Regions from separate parts of the Homo sapiens genome. Here region 2 is linked to region 1. Evidence: read pairs that join two places in POLR2A ChIA-PET (ENCODE). Cell type or tissue: HepG2. All regions are shown on one strand.

Region 1 (5,000 bases):
CACTTCCCAACTTCACAACTTATTACAAAGCTATAATAATAAAGACAGTGTGGTACTAACATACAGATAGACATAAAGATCACTAGAACAGAACTGAGAGACCAGAAATAAACTCTCACCTTTATGTACAACTGATTTTCATCAAAGATGCTAAGACAATTTATTGTGAAAAGAATCGTCTCTTCAAATGGTGTTGGGACAACTAGATATCCACATGAAAAAGAATAAAGTTGGATCCCTATCTCACACCATATTCAAAATTTAACTCAAAATGAATGAAAGACCTAAACGTAAGGCTTAATTCTATAAAATGTTAGAAGAAAGCATAGACATCAATTTTTGTCACCTTGGATTAGGAAATGATTTCTTATGTAAGATACCAAACCACAAGCAACAAACTAAAAATAAGTAAATTGAACTCTAACAAACTTAGAAACTTTCGTGCTTCAAAGGGTAATATTAAAAAGTAAAAATGCAATCCACAGAATGACAGAAAATATTTGCAAATTATGTATATAATAGGTTACTTGTACCTGGAATAAACAAAGAACTCTTACAACTCAGTAATAAAAAAAGCCCAATTAAACGTGGTCAAAGAATCTTAATATAAATTTCTTTAAAGAAGATATATAAATAGGCAATAAACTTATGACAGTATGCTCAACATCATTAGTGATCAAGGAAATGCAAATCAAAACCACAATGAGATACTACTCCACATATTAGGATGGTTGTAATTTTAGAAAGTCGGAAAACAATGTGTTGATGAAGATGCGGAAAATTTTGAGCCTTCATACATTGCTGGTGGAAATGTAATACAGTGCAGCCACTTTTCAAAACAGTCTGGCAGCTCCTCAAATCGTTAAACATGAAGAGAAATAAAAACATATGATTACACAAAAACTTGTATTATACAGACATTTTTAATGGCAACTTTATTCACAATAGCCAAAAAGTAGAAACAATCCAAATGTCCATCAATTAATGAATAGATACATAAAATGTTAGATATCCATACAGTGAAATATTACTTGACAAAAAAAAAGAAATGACATACTGATACATGCAACAACATGGATGAACTTTAAAGCATTATGCTAAGTGGAAAAGTCAATTACAAAATATCATGTATTATATAATTCTATTTATTTATATGACATGTTCAGAATCCTCAAATCTAAAAAGATGGAAAGTAGATAAGTGGCTGCTTAAAGTAGGGGAGGGGGATGATGGAGCATGGCAATAGACATGAAGTTTCCTTTTGTGGTGAGGACAATGTTCAAGTTTGATTGTGGTCCTGTGTTAGCATTCTACAGAGAAACAGAACCAATAGGAGATATAGATGATAGAGATAGATGGATAGATGATAGATAGATAGATAGATGGATAGATAGATAGATAGATAGACAGGTAGATAGAGATTGATAGCTAGATGATTGATGATTGGTGTATTGATGATTGGTTGATTGACTGATTGATTGATGCCCCAGTGTTGTCAATTTTACTGTGCTTTCTGGGCTATGTTCACAACAGAAGAAAATGCTAACTTTCAGTAAAATGTTAGTAAAATTAATGGTATATGTTTTTTCCTATATATATCTGAATATAATAAATATTTATATATATATAAAGAGAGACAGAGATATAGAGATATTTATTGTGGGAATTGGCTCATAAGATTATGGAGGCTGAGAAGTCTCAGAATCTGCAGTATAACCTGGAGACTCAGAAAAGCTGACGTTTAATTCCATACTAATTTGAAGGCTTGAGAAGCAGGGTGGGGAGCTGGGGGATGGAAGGCCACTGTTGTAAGTCCAGGAGTCTGAAGGCCCCAGAGCCAGAGCTTAGATACTTGAGGGCAGAAGAAGATGGATGTCTCAGCTCACGAAGAAAATTTGATCTTTCTCTTTCTCTCTGTTTTTGTTCTATTTAAGCCCCAACAGATTCAAATGATGACTACCTATTATGGTGACAGTGAGTCTTCTTCACTTTGTCCACCAATTCAAAGTCTAATTTCTTCTGGAAACACCCCCACACACACCCAGAAATAAGGTTTTTACCAGCTATCTGGGCATTCCTTGGCTTAGTCAAGTTGACACACAAAATTAACCATTACAGGTGCTTAGTGCATAATTTTGTAATTGTATTAAAAACTATTGAATTATACATTTTAAATGGACGAATTGTATTATATGCAAATTATATCTGAATAAAGCTGCTATAAAAAGGTTTCTGTTGGCGAAAAAGCCCCAGTGCTGTCAATCCTACTGTGCTTTTCGGACTGTGTTCACAACAGAAGGAAATGCTAACTTTCAGTTAAATGGTGGTAAAAATAACGGTATATATTTTTTTCCCATTGGTTTCACAAATCCCTGAATTCAATTTAAGATCCTCTGCTTTAGAGCAATTGTTCTCAAACTTTAGCTTGCACTGGAAGAACTTGTTCTATAACAGATCTCTGGACCCCATACCCAGGCTTTCTGACTCAGTGGGTCTGGAATGGAGCCCAATAATTTGCAATGCCAGCAGGTTCCAGGTGATGCTGCTGCTGCAGCTGTTAAAAATCCACACCTCAAAAATCACTGCTGTAAAGGAAAGGTGGGGAAAAATTTTTAACCCTCATTTGCCATACAAAGCTCTTCAAACAGAACCATTCATTCTGAAATATTGGCTTTCTCTGGCTCTCTTCTCTCCAAGGGCTTTTCTGGATGGGTCTATTCTATTTACAGGACCATGAATACAGACTTCCAGAATGGACAAATTAGTCAATTGTGCTTTTTCTTGAAGCCAGAGAAAGTTTAGCCAGCTCTTCTAAACACAGGGGCATGCTGGTACTGTGAGGTTTTCACGCTTTCGTTAACTCAGATACGTTGATGATTGTCACAGCTCCTTTTCAGTCAAGACTTAGGTGACTTCTAGGCTTCACTCATCCTGCCTTGAGAGAGGAACAAAAGAAAAACCCACCTGCTCTACCTAGTGACTCCTGCAGAGAGCTCATCTCATCAACCACACAGACACAGCCTGCTGCTGCCTGGAGTTCCCTTTTGGCTTCATAATTCCCCAGCCGCAATCCACATGTCCAAAAGCAGGAACAATTTTGTCAAGGCAATGGCAGAGAAGTGTTACGTCATCCAACCCCATTGTGATAAAAAAAAGGAAAATCAGACATTGCTCTTTGGCCTTTTTCGATTTTCTGTCACTCCAGAGCCCTGTTGTTCTTAATCATGCCTTCCCACGCGGTTTGATTCTTCTCTCTCCACTTCCCTCCTGGACTTGTCTCTGTAGGAACATCACATTCCTCCCCTCCCATGTACTAGGCAGAGAAGCTTTTTTCTTCCTCATGAAAACTAGGCATGGGCCCAAAACCCAGGTCCTGGAAGCTCATTTCTATCCCCTCAATAGGCTTATTAAACCATTTCCCCAAAAAAGCCAAGTCCCTTCTGAATAAAGAATTCTTGTAACAATTGCTAAAAATGAGAAAACATTTCTTCCATTTATTTCTTCTGAGTCTCAGAAGAAACATGTGTTTTCAGGTTCCAGGGACATTTCACTCTGGCCTTCAGTGTTGAGTAAGAGGTAATAGCCCCAGATGGCTAAACCCACATGAGTGTGGAATTTGTGGTAAGTGTTGTTATTGCTCATAGATCTTTGGAGTTCCCTGTGGCCCCTCCTCCATCTATTAAGAAAGCATTATGCTGGTGGATGGTACGGGGTGGCAGGCCAGGCCCTCCTTCCCCATCTCCTCCAGGAGAACATCTTTGGGGCCAGTCATCCCCACCCCTTTAACTGAGTTAAACAGGGAATCTACACACCTTCAGCAACTGCCATATATGAGAGCTTGGAGGGCTGTACCCCAAATCACTCAATGGCAGTCAGTGGAGGGTTCCAGCACTCATTTCTGAGATGAATTAGGCAAATGGTCCCCAGAAAAAACATGTGCATACAGGGAAGAGCTCCAGCAGGGAACAGGCCCTGCACCTTGTTCTCTCAGAGCGTATCAGAGGCTGTGAGGATGATAGTAGAGGCAGCTCTCTGTGGAGAACAAGGGCGTTCCAGGCACAGTCAAGGAGATCCTGGCCTTGATGTGAGATGACAACTGTCACTCATTTATTTCACTGTTTGTATGCCACAGTCATCCAATAATTGTTACTATTTTCACTTTAAACAGATATCTTTTAGGCCAATTAAAATAAGAAAAATAAAAGATTTTCTTTTACCTTCATTTATTTCTTCTCCAACTCTCTTCCTTTCTTTATGTAGATTTGAGTTTCTCACCTATATAATTTTCCTTCCACCTGAGGAATTTGTTGGAGGACAGGTTTGCCAGTAATGAGTTGCTTTACTTTTTGTTTGAGAAAGTTTTTATTTCTCCTTAATTTCGAAGGATAATTTTACTGGATACAGATAAGAGGAGCTGTGCATCTCACTGTTGAAGTGGACCTTACAGATAAGCAAAGGAAGAGTGCAAATGACCCATGCGTGGTAGTATATTATGGTTGGAAAAATCAATATGAACTAATGTTTAACTTAATAAAGATGCAGATACAAAAATACAGACATATGAGGTCAAGCATGGTGGCTCACACCTATAATCCCAACACTTTGGGAGGCCAAGGCAGAAGGATCGCTTGAGGCCAGAAGTTTAAGACCAATCTGGACAACATAGCACAAACTTGTCTCTACTAAAAATAAAAAATTAACCAATCTTGGTGGAGTGCTTGCAGTCTCAGCTACTCAGGAGGCTGAGGTGGGAGGATTGCTTGATCCCAGGAGGTTGAGACTGCAGTGAGCTATGATTGCACCATTACACTTCAGCCTGAGTAACAGAGTGAGACCCTGTCTCAAAACAAGACATGAAAATATTTATAAATATATATGTGTGTATAAACATGTTATTATATACATATTTATATTTCCTTGCTGTGTCAGCTAAGAGCACTAGAAGCAAGGACATCTCAATTTCAACGAGCACAGCTCATACCCATATCTTGGTTTCTAAA
Region 2 (5,000 bases), 110 kb before region 1:
GCTCCCAGGGGTTGAGTCTTAAGATCATATATAAAGCAATAAGTTTGAATCTCACAGAGCTTCTTACAATGCTTTCAGACCTACTCCAATTACAAGATTCGAAGTTTCTCACTGAGAAGCTGCTAGTCTTGACTCAGGAGAAAGGATGCAGGAACAGGGAACTGGGATCTGATAGCAGCTTAACAAGATTCACAGCCACAGTAAAGGCCGCTCCTGTCCTCAGCCTTTGGGAAGCACTCCGTCCCCTTGACTCTGCAGTTCCATATTCTCCTGGACGTCCCCCTACTTTTCTGGGGTCCCTCTCAGTCTCTTTGTGGGTGCACTTTTCTTTACTCAGCTGATCATTACAGTCATGCATCACTTAATGGTCGGGATACGTTCTGAGAAATGCATCATAGGTGATTTTGTTGTATAAATATCATAGAGTGACTTACACAATCCTAGATGGTACAGCTACTGCACACCCAGGCTATATGGCATAGCCTATAGCTCCCAGGCTGCAAACCCATACAGCACGCGAAGACACTAAACACTGCAGGCAATTGTAACACAATGGTATCTGTGTATCTAAACAGCTAAATGTAGAAAAGATACAGTAAAAACACGGTACTGTAATCTTACGTGACCACAATTGTATATTTGGTCCATCACTGACTGAAACATCTTTATGAGACTCATGACTGTTGAGTTCTGACTGCTTTCTTATTAATTTCTTTCTCCCAGAGCAATTGTCTCATGATCACAGCTCTGTCTGTTTGCCCAGCATTATGGATGTGCCCATTGCTTGACTGGTGTCTCAGTCCATCCACCTGTGCAGCCCCTCCACCTGGCAGTACCAAGCATCTCAAACTCAACAAGCCCCAGGCCCCAAGTCACTCCCATCCTCCTCCTCTGGGTTTCCTTCTCCAGGTTCCTTGGCTCAATGCACAGCTTCTCTGCCCCGATTCCCAGGCACCAAGACAGCAGCCCAGGAACCAGCGTTAGTTCTTCTATCCCCCGTACCCACACACAGCCACCAGGTCTGGTTGATTTAACCACCGTCTGCCACTATTTTCCATCCTTTCCCCATTCAGGCCCCTGTGTCCTAGGTCCTGAGGACTGAACAGCCTCCATCTCATCTTCCAGCTGCAAGTGGGGCCCCTCCTATTCATTCTCCATGCTGCAGACAGCAGGGTACCATCTTTCCAAATACAAATCAAAGGGATCACATCAACCCCTCCCTGGCACTAGAGTCCTGCAATGCACACAGCACATGACTCCATTTAGAAGTTTGGTAGAGTCCAGAAAGTGTCTCCCCTGGGGTGGGGAGGGCAGGACTGAGGGGAAGAAGGGAGCCTTCTGCAGATGTGGAAATGCCCCAAGTCTTGATCCGGTGACAGTTACCTGGGTGTATAAACAGGTAGACACACATCAAGGTGTGAACTTCACATCTGTGCACTTTACTATATGTGAATGATATGTCAGAAGATACAAATAAGACATACAACCGGCCGGGCGCGGTGGCTCACACCTGTAATCCCAGCACTTTGGGAGGCCGAGGCGGGCGGATCACGAGGTCAGGAGATCGAGACCATCCTGGCTAACACGGTGAAACCCCGTCTCTACTAAAAATACAAAAAATTAGCCGGGCGAGGTGGCGGGCGCCTGTAGTCCCAGCTACTCGGGAGGCTGAGGCAGGAGAATGGCGTGAACCCCAGGGGGCGGAGCCTGCAGTGAGCCGAGATTGCGCCACTGCACTCCAGCCTGGGCGACAGCGAGACTCCGTCTCAAAAAAAAAAAAAAAAAAAAAAAAAAAAAGACATACAACCTGTGAAAAAAGAAATAAATAAAAGAAGCCTGCCAGGTAACCCTAATCTCTTTGAGGATGAAAACCAAGAATATTAGTGCAGCCTGTGTTTAGGATGACATTCACCTGGCTTGCCTGGCAGTGTCCTGGCTTATGCCTGAGGCCCTGGTGTAATTCTCAACAAGCCCTGTCCAATGATCAATTACATGGCAGCTTCTCTCCTGCCTCCAGGCCTCACCCCTGCTCTTTCCCTCTGGCTAGAATGCTTTCTGTTCACCTTTCACCCATTCCTTGGGTTCCAGGTAAAACATCATTGACTCTGCACGTCTGCCCTTTACTTATCCCCACACCAGGAGGGTCCCTCCTTCAACTGGCCCAGGAGCACCTTGTCTGTCTCTTTCCTTCACCTTCCCAAGCCAGCTGGAGACTCAAGGGTGGTGATTGTGACCATCCCTTCAGTTTCAGTATGTATTGAAATGTGCTTATCTTATCTTTCAGGACACAAGGAGCCTAAACCACCCACCATATAGATGAGGGGACTGAATATTTAAGGGGCCCCTCCAAGGCTGCCTGCCCAGTGACTGCCAGAACCAGGACCAGAATCCACGAGAACACCGATTCAGGATTCAGACTCCCCAGGTTATTCTGATGACTACACTATTTGATGGGGCTTTGGGGAAATGATTCCAAATATAATTTCCCATTCCTTGGGTCTGGGTCTGATAATTCAGAACGTGCAAAAGATTTAATTTAATGTCATAGGCCTTATGGACTCTCCTGGAAGTTTACTTTCTCAAAAAAATTCTGAATGAATAAAAATCTTATTAGCAGAGAGTTCTGGGTACTAAGCCTTCCTTTTTTCAGTATAGGCTAGAAGTTAAAGGTATTCTCTCTGTTAATAACTGGGCATTTGTCCAATATTGATGCATCACCACTGGCCAATGAAACCTCCCCTTCCCCAACAGTGGTGTTCTGTGTAGATACAGGCCTCTAGAGCAAGCACAGATGGAGGTGGAGCTGTGGGGTCACACCATCCTGAGTGGCGCAGTTCCAGCCCTGTAACTCCTGGATGTGTGACTTGGGAGAAGTTATCAACCCTCTCTAGGAGTGAGGTTCTCATCTGAAAAATGGGGAACTACTAGTGCCTAAATTAAAGGACTGTTTTCATGATTGAATAAGATAATTCATGCAAAATTGTTGGCATGCAGTGGGCACTCAGTAGATATCAGTTCTCTTCTCTTCCTTCTTTTCTCTGCCACCTTCTTCTTCTCTTCCTCCTCTTTCTCCCTGCTTTCCCCTCCCCATGCCTCCTTCTCCTTCTTCATCTCCTTCCTGTTTTCCATCTCCTTCTCTCTTCATCCTTCTTCCTTTTCTTCCCACTTCCTCCTCTGTCTTCTTAATGATAGCCTTAATAATAGACCCACATCTTCTGATAATCAAGATTACTTTCTATCAGCCATAGAAAAGCAACAGTGCATGAACCAAGAAGTAGTGGGCTAAGAGATGTGTTGCTTTCAAGGTAAACTCATCCATTTCATTCCATCTGAGCCACCTTATGGTTCAAGATGTTCTTAATTACTTCTTCAGTTTTTTACACTCTTCCTAAGACATGAGTACCATAACTAAAGTATCTAGGTGTGTTCCATCCAGAAAAGAAAAGATTACCCACCTGCCCTGGAGCCATGTTGGGCTTCCTGTAGAGGAGCCCCAAATAGAATGCTCTGGGGTCATGAGATCACTTATTGACTCAAGCAGAGCCTGTGGAAAACCTACACACTAAAATGAATTATCTCAAAACAACAAGTAGAGGGCAAGGTTGCCGAGGTCAGGTTGTGCTAGCAAACCTGGACCTACACCACGGGGGAGAGTTCAAACGCAGTTCCTATGGCAAATATTTGCCTGATGTTTGCTGTTACCTCAGCTCTTGCTTTGTTTATCTGAAGGTCACGTCACCTTTCAAGTTCCCATCTGACTGGCAGCTGGAGGCCCTGGCGACCACACAGCTGGACAGATGTTAGGAATCTGGGCCGCAATGCATGAGCTACACTTTTGAAACAGATTCCCTAGGGCCATGGTCTGGGAGAGAAGCAGGCAAACCTCTTTTGGGACTCCATCCTTCTCTCCCCAGTCCTTGGTGAGTAGCCCTGCAACCAGGCTGCATTTACCTTCTCTCCATAAAGATTATGGTATTGACTACCATTGGACAGCAGGTCCCTAGAGTGAGTTTACTGAGAAGTGGGTGGAGTTTTCTGAGCCAGCATGAGCATCAAAACAAGATTTTGTAATATTGCTGGCTAGGATGAAGACATAGCCCTGACCCCATTCACTGTGTGCTTTAAATCCGGGTACCTATTAACAACATCAGGTCTGAGGAGAGGGCACCCACAACCTCCAGCACTATAACAAATCCTCTGAGCAGCACCACAGGTCTTGTCAAGTGAAGGTGAGGTCTTCACAATAGTTAACTCTTCACAGAGTAGTCTTTTTTTTTGAGACAGAGTCTCGCTCTGTTGCCCAGGCTGGAGTGCAGTGCATGATCTCTGCTCAGTGTAACCTCCACCTCCCAGGTTCAAGAGATTCTCCTGCCTCAGCCTCCTGAGTAGCAGGGATTACAGGTGCCCGTCACCACGCCCAGCTTATTTTTTATTTTTAGTGGAGACAGGGTTTCACCATGTTAGCCAGGCTGGTTTTGAACTCCTGGCCTCAAGTGATCCACCTGCCTCGGCCTCCCAAAAGTGCTGGGATTACAGGTGTGAGCCACCACACCCGACCTCACAGAGCAGTCTTTCTAAGGAATACAGGAAACATGATGAGAAGGAGGGAGAGGAAGCCAGGATGAGGTCTAGACTCCTAGCCAATCTTCCTCTCGGTGCCGCTGCAAGGCTGTGCCCTGGAACAAGCACTGGCTTGAGATTTACCCAGGTCTAGGCTGGAACCCCAGTCCTGCTCCTCACTAGCTAACCTACTTGCCCACTGTAAAGCTCAGTTTTCTTTTCTGTAATTTGGTGATAATGCTATACAGAGAATGCTAAGGGTTGAAATAGCCGATTTCTACGTAAATCACCCAGCACATGGCGCACAGATGATCACCCCAGCCCTATCCCCTCACAGAGCCCACTATCCTGAGCTTGCCAGATAAACAGAACCCTTGTCTAGCAGCTAGGATGTGGACAGTGAGTTACAGTTAAGGAACCAAAACAAGAACCGGGGGAAA

The links. Peaks named below come from ENCODE experiments on the same cell type or tissue, not always from the same donor. Only the 100,000 strongest peaks of a DNase experiment are listed, where the experiment ranks them.
Region 2: POLR2A ChIA-PET joins it to region 1 with 7 read pairs; 2 of 35 experiments call an interaction of 5 or more read pairs at or near these places.

The regions. Positions count from the first base shown.
Region 1 is chr10:44,124,708-44,129,707 of GRCh38, reverse strand. It overlaps LOC124902543 (a long non-coding RNA gene), which reads right to left. Exons shown (of 3, transcript XR_007062368.1): 3 at 1-5,000. Among named protein-coding and RNA genes, the nearest start is that of LINC02881, 170 kb to the left of the region's middle. In HepG2, no CTCF peak of the experiment used is centred here; no DNase peak of the experiment used is centred here; H3K27me3 peaks cover 335 bases.
Region 2 is chr10:44,235,663-44,240,662 of GRCh38, reverse strand. No RefSeq gene overlaps it. Among named protein-coding and RNA genes, the nearest start is that of LINC02881, 55 kb to the left of the region's middle. In HepG2, no CTCF peak of the experiment used is centred here; DNase peaks (open chromatin) are centred at 2,750, 3,672 and 4,062.